3 separate regions of the Mus musculus genome follow, and all the other regions are linked to region 1. The links are chromatin loops, found by intact Hi-C in ENCODE. Cell type or tissue: heart. All regions are shown on one strand.

Region 1 (8,000 bases):
GACTTGCAAACTATATGCCCCAGTACAGGGGAATGCCAGGGCCAAAAAGGGGGAGTGGGTGGGTAGGGGATTGGGGGTGGGTGGGTATGGGGGACTTTTGGGATAGCATTGGAAATGTAAACGAGGACAATACCTAATTAAAAAAAAAAAACAATCAACCAGATTGACTTGGAACTTCGAGTGTCTGTGCAATGTTCACAATCGCACTTACAACCATGTGCTGTGTCCTAGAACTCTGATCTGCCAGTAGCCCTCTTCCTACTGTACAGTCTGCAGTCAAAGAGCTGGCTGCCAGCTCTATGAAATTGGCACACAGATATGATTTGTGTAGGATGTCCAATGTTTATTCGTGATTAAATTGCATAAACCTTAATTTTTCTATAAATGTTACTGCATACATTTAAGGCATAGGACATGACACTGTGAGCTACACATGACCAGGAGAAAGCCCACTATAGTGAAGCCACTTAACATGTCACATCGCTCACAGACAGCCAACTACTGTTTCCTTTGTGATGAAATCATCTAAAACCTACTTCATTAGTATGAAAATAATATACGGTTCGTAGGTTACACATTTACTCTCTCGTGTGTTTATCTTACACGTTACTTCACTCTTCTTCCTGATAACTGCTGCTTTATCCCCTAAACCCAAACCTGTGTCTAACTCATTTCGCAGCACAGCGACTCCTAAGCCCATCCATACTTAGGCAGACTCCCCAGACTCCGCAGATATTCAAATCCAAGCTTGCTATGTTTGCTTAAAATCCAGTTTTCTTCTAGTATTCTCTAAATTACCCAATTAATAGAATTATATTTCTACCACTGTTCACATTAGAAAGCTGGGTAGAGCCCTTCTTCCTTACTCCACCACTGCTCATCAATGTGTAAAACCTTCACGTTTGGCTCTTTGCTTTCACTGCCCCCAGCTTTGAAATTCTTCATTTAAAAAAATGTTTACTTTCCAAGATGGAGCAAAATTACAAAATCTCCGACACTATGTGCTCAAGAAACATTCATGTCTTCCTTTCTATCTACAGGCATCTTAAGTATGTATTCACTTCTGGATCCTCTACTTCTTTGATGGAGACAATCATTTAGTCATTGCTGTACAAAATCCTAAGCCAAAGACAATGAACTGTCAACTGTGTTAAACAAGCCTGAGTTTTATAAATCAATGACTTCCTTACATCACAGGACTTTATCTTAAACTTTTATATGCTTCTTTGGCTAAACTGCAGTTTTTACTCGTACCTTTTTTTTTTTTTTTTTTTCATACTTTGGATTGATTCTGCAACCATGAGATCAAATAACCAAGTCAAATTTGGTCACATCATAAAAATGAGGATTTTTCTCCTAACTTAAAAACTCTTTTAGATATCAAGGATGCTAGGCATTACCTCTAAAACTGTACCGTTATTTTAAAGACAGATCCCATAAGGGCAACAGAACAGCTGCTGAAAGATCTGGCACACCACTCTGCCAGCCTGAATTTAATGACCTACATGTGAAGGGCTCCATATCCAGTTACTAACCCTCCCTCAGCTACTCTCTGCCCTGATACGGAGGCAGCCGAAAAAAGATGCCCTACTAACAGCTCATAAGTGGATTCACATTTTACTGCCAATGTTCAGTTAACAGAAATCTCTAAGATTTGAGAGATCCACAACACAGAGCATGTGATCCACATCTTTTTCCAAATAAAAACAGAGTTTAAAAAAGATCTCCCCCACACACTAAATTCAGAGACGATTCAGTTCATTTAAGAGCCTGTAACAAGTTCAAAAGGTCAAGCAACAAGAAAAATCTAATGATGGGTCTTTATTTGAAAAATAGTTTTTTATCTGCAAATTCTACAGATTCATCCATCAGAAAAGCCAAATTAAAACAAAACAACTACAAAAAGACCAACCTACCCAACTGTTTGGTTTTTCTTTTTCCCTCGGTTGACTTGGTCTATATTTAGCAAAAAGATTATATAAGGTCAAGTATTTACAAACGATGAAATATCACTAGTGTTTTGCAAAACAGCATAAACAAAACCTCAAAGGATGGACTGTAAAGTATTATGTTTTACTAAGGACATAAAAAGAAAACTTTAAAATTCCTAAGTTCGATGAATTTCTATTAAAAATTTCAGTTTACAATTTTTTCACTTATGAAAGACCATTGGTAACTTTCTTACATAAATTAGAAGTACGTTGGGCAATACTAGATCATCCTCTCAACGCAGAAAAAAATAAGAGCATTTCGTCTGTTTCGCATTTCAATTTCTTTCAGTGGGGCGATCTTCGCCTCGAGACCCGAGCTTACACAGGCCTGTGGGTAGAAATGCAACGCTTGACCGGGAAAAACGCCTCGCGGTAGCCACTAACCATTCCCGCAAAACCCAGGCCCAGACCCCGCCCCCTACAGGCTCCTCCTCTTTCTCCGGTTTGGAGTTAGCGCAGTCCGATGACGTAAGCCGTAAGTGCCGTAACCGGGCGCGCAACCACCGCCTCTGCCTCTGGGAGTTGAAGTTTCTGAAGGAGGACGACCGCGTGGAGCCGAGAACACTTCAGAAAGGCTTTCTAACCGCACCCCGGCGTTCCCCACCGGCCCCGCGGCACGGTAAATATGGCACTGCGGCTGTCGTGCCCCTGCCCGTTGGTATCCTTTCGGATGCCAAAGGAGCGTGAGCTACCCTAGCCTCCGCTGCAACCAAGGCTTCCGGAGTAGAGGGTGAGGGCCTGGGAAGTAGTTGCCGGTTTGCGGAGGAAGTGGCGTCAGGTGTGCGTTTTCCACGCCCCTCGCCACTCACGTGCCGTCTTCCAGAGTCGTGATTGGTCAGCTGCGGTTCGTTCGCGGGCGCAGGGCCCCGCTCGGGGCGTGCGCGCGCCCGGTTGTCGCCGCGGTGTGCGCTCCGGGTTTCTGTTGTTTAGGAGAGTCCCTACCGGAAGTGTGGCAGAAAGGAGCCATGTGGAGTCTCAGGGTAGCTTGTCGCAACGCTGCGTTGCGCCTAGAGGGCAGGCGAGCCGTTTTCCCTTCTTTTCCTCTTTTTCCTTCCCTGGGTCAGGCCGTCGCATGTAAGGGCGCCGAGGGGCAGTTGCTGCCCAGGCGGCTCGGCCTCGTGGTCAGCTGAGGATGAGGTTAAGATGGACGCGTTACCGGTTGCCACTGAAATATTTTGTGTTTAAAATGTGGTTGCGTGTCCGGAGATGTAAAATTACTCATTTAAAAAAAAAAAAAAAAAAAAGCTCTCCTGAGATTCCCTCCCAAGCCAGAACTCAAGCCAAAGGGACTTTGACAACTGAACAAAGGGCTATTGCTACTGCGGTACAGACCAACGCGTTTAAAAATAAAAAAAAATAAAATAACATAAAAATACCCTGAAGTAGGCATGTATTGATTTTAGAGTTACCGAAAAGAAAGCTTAAAGACTACGAGGGCCGTTTTAGTCGATTTGATAACAGCCGGGTTTTTGTCTTTGGCATTAAGTGACGTATGCTCTTCCCCACACCAGATAGTCTTTGTCAGTATTACTCAGTTTTGAGTTTTGTAATCCTGTCTGATAACTTATATCCAAGAATTAACCATCCAGGTTTTTTCTTTTTAAGATATGCTAAAGTAAAGTCTCAGAGTTGTTTTATCTTTCTGTAAAATGTTCTTAAATACTTGTTAGACTTGGATTAGTGGATTAAAATGTGCTTTAAGCATCACTGCTGGTCTGGGAGAAGCCTCAGACTCGCTGCCATAGAGATTCACCTCGTGACCCAAACTAAAGCCGTGTGTTCAAAAGTGCCGTGTTTTACATAATGCATCAAATTCTTACTCTATTACTTAGTAGACAGTCGGAGCGGAAGCTATCTTGGTGAAGTCTAGACAAAACAAGACAGCCAGCTAGTATTTTATCTGCATTCATGTATTTTATAAAATGAAACATATTTCATGTGTTGTTCAGTAGTCTGGCTTATTTAATCAAAGCTTAGGAAACACCCAGTACAGTGTTTCAAGAATTGATAAAACACATTAATGTTAGGACAAGCTCACGATAGGCTGCTCAAAGATGTTACTATTCTGTGATAGGTCAAGTTAAATTTAACTGGAGACATTTTAGATGTGAAAGACAAAGGCTCCCCCTGGTGTCAGAGAGCTGTAAAACACGGCTTTTGTAATTCTCACAGTTAAGGCAGCTCAACACTTCAAAATTTTGAACATAGAGAAACTACTGAAAAGTATTGCCACGGATAAATATTGCTTTGTTTCATAGGAATTTAGTACTAGAGACCAGAGGAGTTAGTAACTTTGAAATTACTCTCTTCGTTTTCTTTTAGAATTCTATGAAATCCCATATCTACTCAAGTTATCCTCTCGGTTTGGAATAAGTCAACTGAGTTTCAAGTTTCAGAGCTGTGCTCTCTTGAAAATATGTTTCATAAAATGTTTTCCTGTTAATTTCAATTTTGCTTTTAAGTTTGCATTACTGAGTCTTGTTTTTTCCACTATTCATGCCTTTGGGCATATACATTTTTGAGTTTTATTTAATGCCTTTAGAGCCATCTGTCAACAGTGTGCAGTAGCACTCTCCCTTCAGAATTCCCCCATCCTCAGGGTTTTAGGTTACTGGGAAGTTTTGGTGTTGGATCTGGGTTTGAGTAATAATACACAATTTCATCCCTTTAATCAGTATATTCTCTCTGCTAGATTTGTTTGAGATGCTTTTTTTCATAGGAATTTAGTACTAGAGACCAGAGGAGTTAGTAACTTTGAAATTACTCTCTTCATTTTCTTTTAGACTCCTATGAAATCCCTTATCTACTCAGTTATCCTCTCAGTTTGGAATAAGTCAACTGAGTTTCAAGTAACGTGACACTGCACTTTCAAAGAAATCGAGAAGCATAGAGTAAAGCTATTGTTTAAGTTCTGCAAAAGTGTTGTCCTCATTATTACATCTCGAAGAGTAATTGTGTTGTTGTTTGTTTTTGTTTTGGCTTAGATTATCGTTTGTTTGCTTAGATTAACTAGCTAGCTCTGTAAGAATGAAGAATCTCAGAATGTTTCTTAAGGCCACATGCTATTTAGCAGATTATGCTTTGTCTGAGGCAGGGACAAGTAGGCAAACACTTGTAAGCCTTGTTATTAAGAACATATTAAAGAGAAAAGATATTTCAGTGTAGTTCGCCTTCCCCCAGTCAGCAAGTTGAGTTCTAGCTGTTATGGATAAAAATGTGTGTGGTTGGATTTAAATGAAGATTGATTTCGGTCAATGCTAAGAATTTTGCGGACTGATTACAGAATCAATTTTTATATTTTGTTTATAGCCATAGCTAAAGCATTTACAGATATATAGTGACATTTATTAGAGAGAGAAAGAAAACTTGTATCATTCAAGTTAGAAAATCCAGATACCCATGAACAGAAGTGGAAGGTATGTGTGAATATGTGCTTTAATAAATAATATAAAAGGAATATTAGTATTTGCATTGTCTCTCAGATTTAAAATGTAACTGTTACCTCTCATCAGTAAGTAATTTTGGAAATACCATTTTTCCTGGCTGCTTAGCATGAGTAACTAACCTATATTATAGAAGAACCATTGGTTTACTCTCTATGCTGACACTCAAATAAGTTCTCACTTTTTACAGTTAAAAATGTTAGGATGAATAAATTATGATGCAGCCTTTACTGTACATTTCTGACTCGCTTACAGGAATTTATTCTAAGAAACCATTGCTAGGTAAGAAAGTATCTACAGTAGTTCAGTTCTCTGAGGCTGTGATAAAACACCATGGCCAAAAGCAAGTTAAAGGAATGGTATCTGGCTGATGCTTCTAGACCACAGTTCATCACTGAGGGCAGTCAGGGCAAAGCAGAGACCATGGCGTCTGCCTTTCCGCTTGCTCCATCGCTCATGCTTAGTGACCAGGACCACCAGCCTAGGGATGGCACTGCCCACACTAATAAGGACAGCTCCTCCTCACAGACATGGCCACAGGCCATCTGGGCAGAGCCAGTGTTGTTACCCACCCCCCAATCCCCAATTGAGCCTTTCTCACATAACTCTGGTCTTGGTCGATGTCACCTTGACAGCGGAAGCTAACTAGTGTTGGTGCTTTTATAACTCTCAAAACATTTGCACGCTGGAAAGAACATGAAGACCGTCTATAGTATATGTAAACACTCTATTTCTTCAGTCCTTCCAGGACAGTCAATGAATGGTATTTAATTCATGTCAAGTGAGAGTTAAAGATCTTTGCCAATAAATGAAATCTAACTATCTAATGTGCATTTTTATCAATGATAGTGCTTAGCATGTAGTGATCTCTATTGGCCATTTGGCCATTTGGGTAATTTTACTTTGTAAGTTGCCAGTTCGTGTAAAAAAATTTTTGCTTTTCAAATTTTTCAGAGACAATGAATATGTCATCTGAAATGCTGCCAGCATCCATCGAGTCTACTAATGTGGAGGAAAAGCTGGGTACGAGTGACGGTGAAGAGGAGAGACAGGAGCCTAGAGTGGATGCAGGGGCTGAGCCAATATCTAAACGGCAACTGAAGAAGCTGATGAAACAAAAACAGTGGGAAGAGCAACGTGAACAGCGCAAGTGCGTACACAGAGCATGCACTGCTGTTTTACTGAGAAATGGGGCTTCAGGTCCTGTTAAAAGCTGTCTGTCCTGAAACAGAAGTCATGAAAAATAAGGATATGCATGTTCTTAGCTATAATTAAAACCATATGCCTTCCGAATTGTTACTTTGCTTTTTGCAATACTAATGAACTTAGACTCCGCCCCTTTTTTCTCCTCAGACTGCCTGAGGAGCGCAAACCTGCTAGGATGGGCTCTGGTATGGGTGTCCTAGATCTAAGTAAAGCAGCCACGCAGGAAAGCCAGCTTTGGCCTGACATGGGTGTGCCTAAGACAGGATTTCATGAAAGCATTTCTCATAGCCATTGTCTAATGCCAACATTTATAAGAGATTAGAAAAACTTGGACTTTTGTTTCTGTTCTTTAGTAAATTTAGTCAAATATTCTTTTTAGTATTCCCTATGATATTGAACTAGAAAATCGTTTAGTGGATGAGTTGTGAATAAATTCTTTATAAATCATCTTTATAAATCTCTTAGTCCTATATGATACTAGTGATGAAACTATCGAATACTGCAGTTATACATTAAAGAAAGCTCTATTAGCTCTGCAAAGTCCTTCTCTTCATGTGTGAAGATATTGTATGGAGTAAATCACGTTACTAAGGTCTGACCCTTTTCCCTCACAGAAGAGAGATGTCACAGCCATGACTATTTTAAAATGTAATTTTTTGTTTAATTAGAAGTTTTGTGAATGTCTAAATATACAGATAATGAAAAAAAATGTCATTTGATATTTTAGGGAGAAACGAAAAGAAAAACGGAAGAGAAAGAAATTAGAACGACGCCAGCTGGAGTCCAACTCAGATGGCAACGACAGGAAGCGCGTTCGGAGAGATGTTGCTCGCAGCAGCCTCCGCCTGGTCATCGACTGTAGCTTTGATGACTTGATGGTGTTAAAGGTATCATGAGGTCCCTGTGTGTGAACTAGGTTAAGCCACTTTTATTTTCTTGAGTAATATTACAGTGTTTATATACTAGACTACATCGTAAATTTTTCAAACTCTATTACTCCTAAATGAACTGCTTTGATATGTATAGCATATTCATGTATATGTTTATATATGTGTAGATAGACATTTCCTCCACAGTTAGGTAATAGAGCCCAGTGATCACATATTGGTTATAAAGATTACGGAGTTGCACGATGGCATATGTCTGTAATCCTACCACTTAGATGACTGAGGCAGAGGGATCTCAGAGATTTAGGCCAACCTAGGATATAGTACATTTAAAGCAAACCTGCACTACTTAGTCAGATCCTATCTCAAATTAAAAAAAAGTCTGTAGCATGGCTGGAGAGATGGAACTCAAGTTAAGACTTTTTGGTCTTGCAGAGGACTCAGGATTGGTCCCCAGTGTGACACAGTGACTC
Region 2 (8,000 bases), 370 kb before region 1:
GTGTTCACCCAGGCTGGGGGCGCTATAAGACAAAAGTATTCTGGAGGTCACGTGAGTGCTACATGCATGCCTGCTGCCCTCGAAAGCCAGAAGAAGGTAGCAGATTTCCTGGAACTGGAGTTATGGATGGTTACAAATTACCACATCCTGGTCCTCTGAAAGAACAGCGAGTATTCTTACTTGATGAATCTTTGCTCAAGCCCCTTAAGAATGTTCTCTACTTAATCTTTTTCTTACAGTCCAGATTTTATCCCCCTCCCAGTCCACCTCTGACCGACATCCCATACCCCCCCCAGTATCCACAAGGATGTCCCTTTCACTCCCTCTGCACCCCCCCACCCCCACCCCACCCCACCAGACTTCCTCACTCCCTGGGGCCTCCAGTCTATTGAGGGATAGGTGCATCTTCTCTGACTGAGTCCAGACCTAGCAATTCTCAGCTGTATGTGTGTCGGGGACCTCATATCAGCTGGTGTATGTTGCCTGGTTGGTGGTCCAGCGTCTGAGAAATCTTGGGGGTCCAGATTAGTTGAGACTGCTGGTCCTCCTACAGGGTTGCCCTTCTCCTCAGCTTCTTCCAGTTTTTCCCTAATTCAACCACAGGGTTCAGCAGCTTCTGTCCATTGGTTGGGTGTAAATATCTACATCTGACTCTTTCAGCTGCTTGTTGGGTCTTTTGGAGGGCAATCATAAAAGGCCCCTTTTTGTGAGCACACCATAGCATCAGTAATAGTGTCAGGCCTTGGGGTCTCCCCTTGAGCTGGATTCCAATTTGGGCCTGTGACTGGACCTCCTTTTCCATTTTTGTCCCTGCAGTTCTTTCAGACAGGAACAATTGTGGGTCAGAGTATTTGACTGTGGGATCACAACCCCACCCCTCACTTGATGCCCTGTCTTTCTGCTGGAAGTGGGCTCTTCAAGATCCCACTCCCATAGCCGGGAGGTGGTGGCACACGCCTTTAATCCCAGCACTTGAAACCCTGTCTCGAAAAAAACAAAATAAAATAAAATAAAATAATAAAAAATCCCACTCCCCACTCTACAGAATTTCATCTAAGGTCCACTCTGACCACTTTAGTTAATGCCACAAACTAGCCTGGTGTGTTGTCACAGACCTTTAATCTCAGTACACAGAGGGTAGAGGTTGGGTTGATCTCTGTGTTCAAGTGAATTTCAGACCAGCTAAGACTATACAGTCAGACTCTGCCTTAAAATACACACACATAGGCCTGGTGTGATGGTGCATGCCTTTAATCCCAGCACTCGGGAGGCAGAGTCGGGCGGATTTCTGAGTTCGAGGCCAGCCTGGTCTACAAAGTGAGTTCCAGGACAGCCAGGACTATACAGAGAAACCCTGTCTCGAAAAACCAAAAAAGAAAAAGGAAAAAAAAATAAAAAAAAAAATACACACACATACATATAACACACACACACACTACAAACCAATCCCAACAGTTTCTATCCCTTTTTCTTGCTTCATTTTTCTCCTAACAGTTTTATCATTTAATACAGCATACATATGCTTTATATTAACTTGGATTTCACACACACACATGCCTGCTTGGTTCATATCACATATCAGCTGTCAAGAGATGCTTGTTATGGAAATGAATGAAGGACCCAGCTGCCAGTCACTGTTACACACAGATTTGCCCTGCTAGAGTCACGTGATTCCCATTTGCTTTTCACAGATAAGGAAGTGAGTCTTTAGAGAGTCTGCTGAGCTTTGCCAAAGGGCAGATGATGATAAATGACAGGTCTAGGAAGCAAGCCCCCAAGCTTGATTCCGGTGTCTTCTGTCTTAACCACAACACTAGCCTTTCCCACAACCACAAACCCATAACAGAGACCTAGAGAGAAGCTGAAAGCCAGGCATTGAAGCCAGATAATATTCAAACAACAGTCAGGAGCAGAGATAAGGCTGCAGCTCAATGGTAGATGGTCTGCCACTGCCTGAAGAAGGCCCTGAGTTCAATCCCAGCACAAAAGTAGTAACAGTCATCATAGCAATTATACTCTATCAAAGGCTTAGAGCAACAGACATAGCCTAGCACATGCCCTGGGGATGCTGGTACAGGATGGTCATGAATTTGAGGCCAGACTTGAATGGAGCTAAATTACTACAATCAAATGTGACAGGGTGACGAGGGAATAAAGCTGGCTCTAGAGAGCAGTGAGCGGTGCTGTGCCAAGAACAAACATACTCTGATGACACATCCCAGCCCTACAGGCTGGGAAGGGGCGGTGGGTGAGGGCTGTGTGTCCGGAGGAGCTCTGATAACCAGGACTCTAGGAGTTCTGACACCTAACCATGGATTTCATACCAGCCTTTGCTGCCAGCACCTCCATTGTCTCCCGTCAAGGTGAGGGCCAGGAAGTAATCTGATAGAGAAAAATGTTCAGCTCACACACAGCTGATCAAAACAGGCACAGAGTGAGAGATGAAGATTGTATTTATTCCTTTCTCTTTGTCTTTGATGTCTTAGATTTAGGGTATAAAGTTTTGAAAATATTCTATATTACATATAGCAAGTCTGCTGGTTCCATACTACATGAATGAGACAACTGGTTTACCTCTCCGTGCTCCTTTCGTTACTTCCCATGCACCCCTTGTAGTATGTGCTATCTTTGCTGACAATTATGGTAAACTCTTAAAGGGCTATGAAGATTCAATGAGGCAGGCATGGAAAGCACTGGAAAACATGTTCAGTAGGTACTAAACATGCCAGAGTATTAATCATTATTGTGTGGTTAAAATCATGCATCACACAGATGTGTAATCCAAGGCTGTTATTTTATTATGCACGGGAAGAATTGCTTCAGCACTATGAAGTAAGCTACATCACACATAAGAAAAGAATGTGTGTGTGGCAGTTTGTCTAAGAAGGAATACGATAGCTACGATATATAAGTATTTGGGGGAAATTGGCCTCACCGTGTCAAAGGTTTTCTTTAAGATCAAACTGATGAAACCTGGAGAGATGGCTCAGTGGTTAAGAGCATTTGCTCCTCTTGCAAAGGACCTTGTCCTGTTCTCAGTACATACGTGATGGCTCACAACTGGCTGTAACTCCAGTTACAGGGGATTCAATGCTCTCTTCTGGCCTTCCCAGGTGCCAGGTATGTGAGGTACACATAGATATGCACAGCCAAAAATAAAAGTAAATAAATCTCCTTGTTAATGTTGATGCTAGAGCTGGGCTGCCATCAAAGTCGTCAGTGTCAAAAATGCATCTTTGCAGCAGTCTTGAAGTCTGCAGCAGAGTCGCTTACAGTGCTCAGAGCAAATGCAGTCATTGGCATTAATGGAACAGGAATGGCTCCCGAGCACGCTGCTAGGGAGGTCTTTCTAAAGCATTGTTCAGAGCTGCAAGTTATCCTAGAGATAATGCTGGAACACTGGAAGTTGTTAATGCTTGCAATTACCTTTCAGAATGAACACTGGTGTTTATTGGAGCATGGATATTGCGTACGAAGATAGTACACTGAGGATCTATAAACAATGGGCACTGACTCTTCAGTCCCTTCTCGTCCTAGAAGGAACACCCTAGGCTGAGAAGTTCAAAGATACTGGGCTATAAGGAAAGGCTTATACTGAGACACAGACTGAAGTTCATTCAAGGATATCAGGGATGCGAAGTCATTTTCAGCAACCCAATTCCAGGCTGAGCCACCTTAGACAAGAAGGATCATTACTCTGTGACTAAGAACTTTCATTACTTGTAAAACAAAAACAATCATATTCTCACCTCATGGTCTTGAAATTGTAAAAAAAAAAAAAAAAAAGCTGGGCGTGGTAGCACACGACTTTAAGCTCTCAGGAGGCAGAGGCAGGCGGATTTCTGAGTTCAAGGCCAGCCTGGTCTACAAAGTGAGTTCCAGGACAGCCAGGCTATACAGAGAAACCTTGTCAAAAGAAAGAAAGGAAGAAAGAAAGAAAGAAAGAAAGAAAGAAAGAAAGAAAGAAAGAAAGAGAAGATGAAAGAAAAGAAAAGAAAAGAAAAGAAAAGAAAAGAAAAGAAAAGAAAAGAAAAGAAAAGAAAAGAAATTGTGAGTAATGTTAGATAGGACAGAGACATACCAGGACTCTGCAGATAGTAACCACTATCACTGTTATTATTTTCCAGGACTGGACCTTAAACCCTAGAGGTCTTGGATACCAAAAACAAGAACAAAGATTGCTCTCCTGGAATGTGCCCACTGACTGCCTCCTAGTCACAGAGGAGACAAGCTCTGTGCAAGGAATCCCAGAACCAGCAGAAAACCATTGGCTACCTTACATTTAACCTTCTGTGCAGTCATTTCTCTAGAGAAGCTAAACCATGTGTGGTCACAGCCAGGATATGCCTGAGCACATTCTTTTCCAGGCACCCTGCCTGTCTTGTCAAGTCACTAAGAGAGCTCTGGGGTTTAGCAGAAGTTCAGAAGATAGGCCAACGGGACAACGTACAAAAGAAAGACAAACCCAGGCTTCCAGCAGAAAGTATTTCTGAGCACCCAAGAGAGAACCAAGATGTCGCCGACGCTAGTACAGAGAAGTCCTGCAGAAGCCGCCAAGAGATTCCAAGGTAGAGAGGAGGGGAGCCTGAAGAGCAGAGTCCTGGGAAAGCCTGTCTCACTCAGAACATAAATGGCATGGTGGACTCCACTCCATGTGGCGGGACATGTTGGTAGTACCGCGATATCTGTGTACTGTGTTTAGTACAGTATATATGTAGTCCTGTGTTTAGTGACAACCCGGGGCTATTGTGTGTGATGGAAATAGAAAACAGGGTTTCCTTTCTTTTTAGGCTAGAAAATAAAATGGCCACAGGATGGCAGTACAAGGTAAGAGATGAAGGTTAGCCAGGTATTCTGTTAACTTTGTTGATTTGAGATCGTCTCATTTGCACCAGACTGGCTTGGAATGGCCTGCATGTCAGAGGTCGACCTCGAACTCAGATCCTCTGGCTTCTGCCACTGAGAGCTGAGATTGCAGGCATGCACCATCGTGCCACCAGCTTAGTCCTGGGTTCTAAACCCAGAGAGGGTTTTGTGAACGCTGGGCAACCATTCTACCCAGCAAGCCGCATCCCTGGACTGAATTTTGGAAACGACAGGCAGAATGCAAAACCCTAAATTATGGAGTTCTCTGATTAAAAGTAATTTCTGAACTGAGTGTGGAAATACTTTTCCTCCTAACACTTATCTGCTATACTGTGTAAGGGTGCATGCATGTGGAATCGCACTGCCCATCACTGAGAGCTATTTACTGGCTTGATTTGAAGTGAAGACGCATGAAAGGCCCTCGGCCAGTACAGCAAAATGTGGTGGGAAGAGAAGAACACGGCCAGAGGGAAGTATGAATCAAAGACGGGCTTGCAATAGTCCCAGGACTCAGAAGCCAGCCTGGGCTAGATGAAGTCTCTATCTCAAAAACCAAAGGCAGACTGGGGATATAGGTCCACTGTAGACTACTTGTCTAACATGTACAAAGCCCTGAGTTCAACCCCCAGCACTGCATAAACCAAGCAAGGTTGGCACGCACCTGTAATCCCAGGTGGTAGCAGACATGCAATTCCAAGTGGTGGCAAGAAAATGAGAAGTTTGAAAACTCATAGCCATCTTCAGCTATATATTAAATTTAAGATAAGCTGGATCCTGTCTCAAAGCCAATTATTTTAAAAGGGGAGGAGATCTAGAAAAGCAGCAATAGTTTAAGATATGGGTGCATGGCTCAGAAGGTAAAGGCACTTGTCACCAAGGCTGACAAACTGAGTTTGATTCCCAGGCTCTGCCTTGTAGAAGAGAACCCTGCAGTTTGCCCTTTAATCTCCAAAGCAGCACTATTCAAGTATTTAAAGGTAGAGAGATGGGAGGTGGAAAGAGAGGCTTGCTCTGACTTAGATGGGAGCATGTATATTCATAGCTGGGGGAGTCTTTGTCACCTACGTGTGCAATTGGCCAACAAACCTACAGAAGAGGATGGGACACAGCCCCATCTAGGATCAGAAGCCATTCCTGTAGTCCACAGGGGAAGCTAGGATACCATCAAGTCTCACGCGCACGCATAAACACACACACACACACACACACAATCAAGCTTAATTAATTTCTTCAAAGTTTAGACAGCACCCCTTTTCACATGGCCACTTGCGCCTCCATTTCTCCACACAGACTACGCAGAACTCCCCCTCACCAGAAGCAAACTGGGTGCTAACTCGGGTACAGTAAGCTACTTAATAACCTAAGACAGAAAGCTTAGATGTCATTCGGACAGCACAAATTATGAAACATTTTACTTGAAGAAATGATCATATTGCATGCTTCAAAACAAACAAACAAACAAGCCACTTGGAATGAATTCTACAGTCTGCAGCCAGCAATCTCACTCAGACAAAAATCCCTGCCTGCTTCCAACCACTTTTACAATAAAGCTCCAAAGGTTCCCTAAGTTCCTAGGGTCCTTTTAGACTTGAGACTGCAAGAGACCTCACACGAGGTCTTCCCGCCCAAGTGTAGCACCCAGCCAAAGTGAGCCCTTCTTCTGGGGCAGGAGGGGACGTTTCTGTTATCTCGCCCTTCGAGGATGAAAGCCAACTCCATCCACCCTTAGACCTAATAGCCATCAGGGCTCCCTAGCCGGGCTTTCTTTAGACCCCAGCTGTTCCCTTATCCCAGGAAGGATCTTTGAAGCCGCTCATTTGCATGATTGCTCACTTAGCATCTCTAAACCCTTTCACCTAAACTTCCGCGGGGCTCTGTTTTATTCCCGTATATGTTCCGATCTAGTATAGTAGCCTTGGCTGCTTTGGAATGCAGAATCCTCCTGCCCAATCCTTTCCAGGGGTGGGACCAAACTCCGGTCACCACACCCAGCTGTCTGGGTACCTAACAGAACTGCATTCGGTAGACAAGTGGAGAGAGTCGCTCCTGAGAGCACACGACGCACCTGTGGAAGGGCTCCCTGAGAAATGCCGAACCACAGAGCTCTTGGTGATGTAAAACAGCTGTCCAGAATATTTTACACGCTCACAACTGCAGCTTATCAGGAAGCCAGATTGCCTTCCTTGACCTAGGTTTCTTCCTACAGGATAGCATTGCTATTCAACTCCTCTTAGCTAACTCAATGGGAAAATCATCACGCTTGAAGACACTGCACATCTGAGCTATTAAAGACACCTCCCAGGGCTGGAGAGATAGATCAGAGGTTAAGAGCATTGTCTGCTCTTCCAGAGGTCCTAAGTTCAATTCCCAGCAACCTCATGGTGGCTCACAACCATCTATAATGAGATCTGGTGCCCTCTTCTGCAGGCAGAACACTGTATACATAATAAATAAATCTTAAAAAAAAAAAAAAAAGACACCTCATTCTCTCCTGGAAGGCAGGAAAGATATAGGTAGATGCTGGTGCTCTATTGCAGAACATAAGAGCATAGTTTGGTGTCGGGGAGGACAGCTGTTTTATTGAATAGTTCGCTTCTCAGAAGGGGCAGAACCAATACCTCCCGATTTAATGTCGGTCTTGAAAGGTTTCCTTGCTCTTAATCTACTTAGTTGCTCTGTAATTGAGGAAGGACTACATCAGTAGCTCACAATAAGGATCCAACCCTGAGAACTCCCATCTGTCTTAAACCCAGAGCAACAAGCTCTCAAAATACCGTGGGGGTTGGGGAAAGCAAACCCAGTGTTTTCTCCTGAGCCTGTAAGGACATTAGGAAATCTTACTTATAACTTCAAGCAAGCTTGACAGACTGCCTTTGTGAATTCTCCAGTGCTCACAAACTACTCCACACTTTCTTACCCAAATCCTTCAGAACTGCCTCTCCACCTATCCTAGCTTCTTTCCTGTGGTGGTGATAAAATACCCTGACAAAACAACTTAGGGAAGATGAAGTTTATTTCAGCTTGAAATTCCATGTGGCAGACCATGACTGCGGGGAAGTCGGGGCAGCAGGAACTTGAAGCAGATCACAGTCAAGAAGCAGAAAGATTGGGTGTGGTGGCTCACGCCTTTAATC
Region 3 (8,000 bases), 230 kb before region 1:
CTGATGCCCTCTTCTGGAGTGTCTGAAGACAGCTACAGTGTACTTACATATAATAAATAAATAAATCTTTAAAAAAAAAAAAAAAAAAAAAAAAAAAAAGAAAAGAAAAGCAGCTCAACTGGAAATATTGAAAAAAAAAAAAAAAATTAAATAAACAGCTCCCACTTTTTAAGCAGTGAAATGTTTCTTGGTTGACCAGAAAGCCAAATGAGCCATCATCTCAATTATCCAAGTATTTAAACAAAGGACAACATGGTTAAAGAGGAATGAATGTCTTTATTTAGCTTCTCCACACAAAGCTTGGTTTTAGTTCTGGATATTTTGCTATCCATCTTTCTATTGAGTGAAGAAAACTGAGAGGAAACCCAGAGCACTTTTTATTATTTATATAGAAAAAATGTATGAAAATGAGCAGCCTGAATTTTAATCATGGAATAGTTACAACCCCCTTTCTAGTAGCCATATCAGAATAGTTAAAAATCCTTACAATTCTCTGTAAACCATTGAAAGTAAAAGAATAACCAGACAACAACCTCCACATTCCCACCTCTCCCATCCAGGTATCCATGGCAAATATCAGTCAGGCATGGCAGCTCATACATGTAGTCCCAACACGCGGGAGACCAAGGGAGGCAGACACATGGATTTGAGGCTAGCTGGGGTACCTTGTAAGACTCTGTCTCAAAGACAATAAAAAATAAAAACAAAAAATAAATAGACCCAGGTGATTCAAGCAATTTTTTTTCAAACCTTTAATAATCTGTAGGCACCACAGTCCTAAATCCAGGCTCCCCCTATGGTTTCATTTCAATAAGACAGACACTTTCCTATAAATGGAAACATTATTTTCCTCAAGGCAATTATTCAAACATGCTCCTTATATTAAGGATTCTGTAACCACACTTTTGTAAATGCCCTCTGTGTAACTTTTTCCTATTACGCAGTTCTTTTTCATTTGATCTTCTGCTGGTGTAGGGGCCAATAGACTTGTGAATATTCTCTGGATGTGTCCATGTCTAAGTGTATATATATATATATCAATGTATATATTTTTTTCCAGCTAATACCTCAGATGTGTGATTGTTTAATAAGTACCATACTGTTTGCACAGAGCAGGGCTTCCATTGGTGGGCTCTTACTTTAAAAATTGACCTTCAGTCAGTAGAATCTCATCAGGGTGAAATGTTTTCAGTTGCTCTCCATGGTTTAGTGCAGATTCTTACCACAAGGCCCTGTGTCATGTAAAACTGTATTTCTCTGAGCCTCATTCAGAAGTGGCTCTTGGAATGACCTGGTGTAGTAAGTTCTTAAAACTCGGGGTGACTGGTTATCGAGCTGTCCAGTAACCGCATAGAGGCGACGAACACCTGATACAAGTGCTGGCAAGTCTCGCTGGTTTCTCTGTATGGTTATGCAGTACTGTAACATAGGAAGGCACTTTTGAGTGACACTGTAGCGCTTTCATCAGTACCTTCCGAATGAATTGTTTGTGACATGGGTGTCTACAGTAAGACAGAAACAATTGGTGTCTGTAATTTATTTGCATTAAAAAGTGCTTCATATTTGCTTTACTTCTGGTCTTTGGATTGCTATGTGAGACTTTCCATTTAAAGTTTTAGGGTGTTTTTTGTTTGTTTGTTTGTTTGTTTGTTTTTAAGCTGCAGGTAATTTCCACGGTGTGATATGGGTTTTCAGGTCTGGTGAGGTGTTCATGGAAGCCTGTGTACTTAGAATGAAGTGCTGCTGGTGAAGGAGAGCTCCCTCGTGCATTCAAGACCTCAGAATTAGGTTTAAAAATGAAAGGTCTGATTTGTAAAAATGTAATGTTATATCAGACTTATATAAGGTTTCATATGAGAATTCTTAAAGCTGCTTTTGATTTCTAACGAATGTTCTAATGAATGATTTACAAATTTTTGTCTTTCAGTCTCTGTAATTTATCTCAACATATGAATAAAAAGAGGGGGTGTTCTCACCATAAAAGGCTTGTCTTCATTATATTTTATCCTTTTTTCTTTTTTTCCCTCTCCTTCTCTACCTCCTCCTCCTCCTCCTTTCTTCTTCCTTCTTCCTTCTTCTTCTTTTGAGACAGAGTCTCACTATATAGATCTCACTATCCTGGACTCACTATGTAGACCAGGCTAGCCTCCAGCTTACTGAGATCTGCCTGCCTCTGCCTCCCAAGTGCTGGAATTAAAGAAAGGCCTGCCCCACCATGCCCAGCATAGGATCCTCTTGATATGCTCATTCTTTTATTCATTCACTCATCCATTCATTCAATAAATGTATGAATCCCTGCTGTGTCACAGGTAATGAGCTAGGAGCTGGGAATTATTCATGGATTAAGACAATGCTCTAAGTGTAAATTTAATGAAGAAAACATTATTGTCCAGGAAATGAATGTTTTAATTTTGGTAAATGTAAGAAGATCACAAATTACCCATTTATCTATTAACGCCTATCTATCTTTAACATTTATCTATTAATATTTATTTATTAACATTTATCTATATATTAACATTTATCTCGAGTACCTCTACTATTCTGGAAAGGTCAAGGAAGATTTCACTGAGAAACTAAACTTAAACTAAAACCCAAAGGATGAACAAAAGGGGGGCTGAGACACTAAAGAACAACTTCATGCACAGTGGGCCAACCAATGCTATCACAAACACGCTGGCTCACACAGCTGAGCGGGCCTGCCGGAGATCAAGCCAGCCAACATTCTAGCATGCAGTGGGGATGGTTGGTGAGCCTACCTACACTGAAGTGCTATGGGCAATTGATGGCTTCTGAGAGAGGTGTCAGTGTTCTTTAAGGGTGATCTCTGGTAGGTTGGCCATGCTCCATTGGCTAGTCCCACAGGCCCCGGAGATGATCAGCCCAAACTGGACTTGATAGGTTATGGGGGCGGGGGGGGAGGACACAGTTTGAAGGGTACAGACATGGGGGTGAACCTAAGGGGAGTTAGAGCAGAAGAGTCAGGGGTAAATATGATCAAAATGCATTGTATGAAATTCTCAAAGAATAAAAGTATTAAAACTTTGTGGAAATGAAAAGAAACTTGAGTGGCGATTTAGTAAAAGAATTCCAAAGTAGGTGCTCCTAGAGAGCTTACCGTTTTCTTTAACGGTACACGACTGTTAACATCTGCAGCAAAAGCCATCAGCTTCCATTCCCCCTCCCCGCCCTCCCCCCACTCCCCCCAGCTCAGGCAGCCACTGGGGAGTATTTAGATCCCAGGTGATTTTCGTTTGTCCTCAGGGTTTCTACCAGAGTCTCCTAAGCGGATTACATGGCTGCCCTCTACCACAAAAGAGTTATCAACGCGTCAGTAATGAGAAACACCGGGCCAAAGCAAATGGAGAAGCCTCCCTTTTGCTAAGCTTTCTTGCCTTGCCCTTACAGTGGGCTTTCTTGAATGTACAAACACCAACAAAAAATATAGGCAGTTTTTATTTTATTTTAAGAAGATACAACAAATGCAGGCCCAAGAGCCAAAGCAGGCAGCCCAGTGCATGCGTGTTCAAAACGGACTTAGCAAACGAGCCCATAGGCCCATGGCTCCTGCACTTCTAGGTAAAAACCCAAGAGAACATGTGGTAGCAGCACCGTTAGGAAACTGGCTTGTAAATTAGGTTATCCAAGGACCTGGGACTTCTAATAAGTAGGCTGCTCAGTTTGTTCTCCTCAAACGTCTTCATTCATAAAGATTTACATAATGGGTCTGGGAAAGGTGTACACATACTCCGCACAGGATCATCTTCCGTTGTAGGTGAGTTGGATGGAAATTAAGGTGCAAGGACCGCAGATGCCAACCCAGCTGCTCGTGGCGCAGCGCGCAGGCGCAGGAAAAAAAAAAAAAGCCTCCAGGGGGCGGGGCGGCCGCGCGCGCAATTTCCGCCCGGGTCTCCCCGGAAGTTCCGAGTCCCGGTACTGGAGGGTGCAGCAAGTGCTTCCTGGATCCCGCGGAGGTCACGAGTAATGTGACAGCGACTTGACAGGCGGCTTCAGAGAGGCGACTGAACTGCGGGAACACCGGGGCAGGTCTTCCCAGGCTGGAGCGCGCGTGCGTCTGCAGAGGTCGCCGCTCCTCTCAGCTCGGGGACAGAGTGGGTGGGGAGAGGTGGGCTGGCCACCGGGCAGGGTCCCCGGGAACCTCCCCACTCCCTTGACGGAGATCCAGGGCTCTCGCTTGGCCCTGGAGAGGGTGGATCTCGTGATGCTGTCTGGGTCTGGAGAGGGTGACTAAGCCTCGGGTGCGGGGGAAGTCACGGAAGTTTTCCTTCCAGGAGTGGAGATCGATTCTGCGAGGAAAAGGGGTTCATCATGGCGGATGTAAGTTGACACCCCTTCCCAAGAAAAAGGGGAGGTGGGAGGTTTGCATACGGCTTCTGAGAGGAGAAAGGTAGAAATGTGTTTCAGCCTCGCCTCTCTTCCTGGATTTGTAGTAAGGACTTGCAGGGGCCTGAGCTTCTGTCAGGACCGGTTGTGATGGGCCACTAAGGTGCTTTAGCCTCAGAGAACTATATATTCTTCCACCTCCTAATCCTATTGGAGCATACAAGAACTCTGTGTGGGTGGCACTGGAAATTCTGAAGGATGACTGGCCGCCCTTCCAGTCAGTACCTGTTCATAGGACAGTGCTCTGAATCCTCTCCCAGTAAATAATGCTCTTGGTGTCTCAGTAGGCAGTGTTGGGAGTCTAAAAGGATGGCTAACGCGTGCCCCCTTAACAAGCTATGTTCCGTTTCTATGTGTCTGTTTAAGACGAGAGCAAAAGTAAGTTTGTGGTGGTAACGTGGGAAAGGACACTCATTCAGTTTGGGAGATAGAGGTTCAAAACAGCACACATTTAGAGTGGAGGTCATAATTGTCAGTATCTTTGCCAAGAAGCTGAATGTTAGAATAGTTTATCGGAATTAGGATCATTTAAAAAAAAAAATTCATGGGCAATCTGGATGCCCGGACATGGGAAGAGATTTATAGAGGATTCTCAAGTGAATACGGTAGCATCCGGATGTAAAATATTAGGAAGCACGTGACCTCATTTTACAGCAAATCTGTATTTGTGTGTCCCAATTCCAAGTACACTGACATAGCCCTTACTAACCTTTGACAGCGTTCTTAGGTTGTAGGGTCTGTGATTATCCCTGTAGACATGTAACGAAGCATATAATGAAACTGAGGCCTAGAAAAAGGTTAACTAACTTCTCCCAAGTTATACACGTCAGAGATGAAATGCCAGTGACAAGTGGTGAGTTCATGTCCTTTAGGGATAGGGACAGGGCTAGAACAGCACAAGGTAATAATGGTCTTTTAAAAATTATTCTCTTTCAGGATCTAAAGCGATTCCTGTACAAAAAGTTGCCAAGGTAAGAAATTATTGATTTGTTGCTGAATAAATTCTGTGCAACGTGTTAATCTTACAAAGTATTTTGTTTCTCCTTTTAAAATTAGTATTTTTATAAATTTCATGGTAATTATTTACCACATTTAAATATAAAACTAACCCCAGGTATCCTAAGAGATGGCTTGAGTTTCCAGATAGCTCGAAGCCGAGCTGTTGGATGACTTCTGTGTGGTTCTACGGGGAGAGATGCTGGGGACTAGAACTTAGATTTCCTGCCACTTTCAATTTTTTTTTTTTTTAAAAACACACTACCGTAGTTGTTTATTAGCTTATCTTTTAAAGTTCTTAAGTAAATTTAAGAAAAGAAGGTTAAAACTTGCCATTATTTTTAATGTTACTATTGGGACCTAATTGCTAGGTCAACGTAATCCAAAATTACTAGGCTAAGACAATAGTTGAAAAACAAATTCACTTCCACACTGCACTTTGTGTGCCATTCTTACAAAGAGTTAACAGGTGTTAAGGTTAGCAGATTTCTTATAACATATTTTACTGATCCAGAGGACTCCACTTGAACTCATTGGAACTCACTTTTAGTTTAATTGAAAAGAAGATGTCTTTGTTGACAAGCATTTCTTTTGTCTACATTCACATCTTTCTACAAATGACTCAGATTTTGTAATCATTAGGGATAAGACAGGAGTGAGGGGAAAATGTCTTGTGTTTTCACATCTCAGAGCAAAACAATCAGATTGGACTGAATAACCTTTGAGGTCATCTAGCAGAATATTTTCTGAAATCCTTTTTCTTATCTTCCCAGTCTAAAATTGTAAGTGGTTATGTGTGGTTATCAGTTTATCTCTGTAGGCTGAAAAAAATGAACTAACGTTCCTTTAGACTTACTTGAATTGCTGGATGTATGGCTTATGTTTTTACTCTGATTATAGATTAGTGGAAATGAATAACTGTGTTCTGGTTGTGATTTATACGGTGTATATCGAAAACACCGTGGGTATTTTAAGTGAGATAATGATTATTATCAACTTTATGTTAATGAAATAATTAATTAATTTTAGTTAAATTAATTAAAATTAATTTTAATTCTCTTCCTCTTAATAAAAAGGCAAGTTATAGAGATCAACTGCTGGGTCTTCTTTCACACACGTGGCCAACACGACAGGCAGTGACAGCTTTGCATGCTAACTGTTGAGTGACAGTGGAGACAGAGGTACAGGCTGGAACCATGCAGGAGAATGTTAGTAACTCGTGTGGGAAATAATACTTGTTTTCTGACCTTCAGCTTTTCAGAACATTTAAGGCTTTTCTCATTATTGGTTACAAATGTTTTGGGAACTGCACGCTGTCCTGATGTGCTCTCGTTAGCTATGATAAAACACTGACAGAAAGCAACATGTGGAGAAAGAGCTTATTTCATCTTACAGATTACAGTTCAACCTGAAGGGGCAGGGCAGGAACCGAAGCAGAAGCCAGGGAGGAATGCCGCTTACCGGCTTGCTCTGCATGGCCTGCTCAGCGAGAATTTTTTACAACTGGACACCACCTGCCTTGGGTGGTCCTACCCCTACGTCAGTCATTAATTAAGAAAATGCCCTGCAGACTTACCTGCAGGCCAGTCTCATGGAGGAGGCGTGCTCTGAGCTGAGGTTCCCACTTCGTATCATCAACTTGACAAAAAACTAACCAGCACACAAACAAATATGATAACTAGTATTTGCTCAGGAAACCAAAACACTGTGAAAGTGAGCTGGGCATGGTGGATAGGCCTGTAATTCCATCATTTGGAAAGTGACAGGAGTTCAGAGCTAGCCCGGGCTACACGAGGTTATGGCTCCGTGGGTAAAGGCACTTGTCGTAAAGCCTGATGTGGATGGTTTGGCATGCATGATTGAAGTGAAGAGCCACCCACACACATTGTCCTCTGACCCAGGCACACACATACAATAAATAAGAACATTGGAAATGGCAGCTGGCAAGCAAAAGAAACATTGGGTGACTTAGCAAGTCTGTTTCTGTCGTATGCCTTCAGATAGGGGACAGGCGTCTTCTGTCCTTCACAAATCAATGTGCTTCGTCCTTTATCAGCGTTCCATGTTTCCTCCTTCGTCCTTTCCATGCTGTGAAGTCTTTGAGACTTCCTTTGATGTGCATGTTGTAACGTTTTCATCACCCACTCTCCTTATTCAGTACCTCTGGCTCCCTATCTGAACTTTAACAGTGACCATAAACTGGAAAGTTTGTTGACTCTCGAATTCTGACAGTACACCTTTAACCAACCAGAAAGCTCCACAAGGTAGGGCTAATACAAGAGATGTGTGCAGATTAATAATATTGTGAAGATACACTGGGAATGTATCTCAGGGAGAGAGTATTTCACTCTTGGCCCCAGGCTCAATCTGCAGGACTTCCAAAGGGACAGGAATATTAGTCATAGCACATCAGCAGGGAAGCTATTACACCACTCTTTTCATAAGGACTGAGACCTGTTTGGCTCAGCTTTGCAAGTCATTTCTTGAAGGTTTATTGCACCCTAAGAACAAGGAGAACAAATAAACAATAGCGCTGTGAGCGCTTTGATGCGTTTCTGGGTGTGTGGGTTTGCAGGGTATATGCATTCTTGCCATTTTTG

The links. Peaks named below come from ENCODE experiments on the same cell type or tissue, not always from the same donor. Only the 100,000 strongest peaks of a DNase experiment are listed, where the experiment ranks them.
Region 2: it touches region 1 in a loop (9-fold over the local background); 36 of 42 quality-filtered maps call a loop at or near these places.
Region 3: it touches region 1 in a loop (8-fold over the local background); 12 of 42 quality-filtered maps call a loop at or near these places.

Annotation. Positions count from the first base shown.
Region 1 is chr3:138,140,987-138,148,986 of GRCm38, forward strand. Trmt10a (tRNA methyltransferase 10A) reads left to right here and starts at 2,462. Exons shown (of 8, transcript NM_175389.5): 1 at 2,462-2,610; 2 at 6,389-6,584; 3 at 7,368-7,527. The coding sequence starts at 6,394. It also overlaps a transcript of Mttp not described here. In heart, CTCF peaks have their summits at 2,391 (motif pointing left), 2,966 and 4,118 (motif pointing left); DNase peaks (open chromatin) are centred at 1,505, 2,455 and 2,805; H3K4me3 peaks cover 2,699 bases; H3K27ac peaks cover 2,695 bases.
Region 2 is chr3:137,773,546-137,781,545 of GRCm38, forward strand. No RefSeq gene overlaps it. Among named protein-coding and RNA genes, the nearest start is that of Mir6380, 6.1 kb to the right of the region's middle. In heart, a CTCF peak has its summit at 4,813 (motif pointing right); no DNase peak of the experiment used is centred here; H3K4me3 peaks cover 894 bases; H3K27ac peaks cover 515 bases; H3K27me3 peaks cover 611 bases.
Region 3 is chr3:137,914,581-137,922,580 of GRCm38, forward strand. Lamtor3 (late endosomal/lysosomal adaptor, MAPK and MTOR activator 3) reads left to right here and starts at 3,975. Exons shown (of 7, transcript NM_019920.2): 1 at 3,975-4,083; 2 at 4,293-4,338; 3 at 5,341-5,375. The coding sequence starts at 4,330. It also overlaps a transcript of Dnajb14 not described here. In heart, a CTCF peak has its summit at 3,902 (motif pointing right); a DNase peak (open chromatin) is centred at 3,931; H3K4me3 peaks cover 2,419 bases; H3K27ac peaks cover 1,946 bases.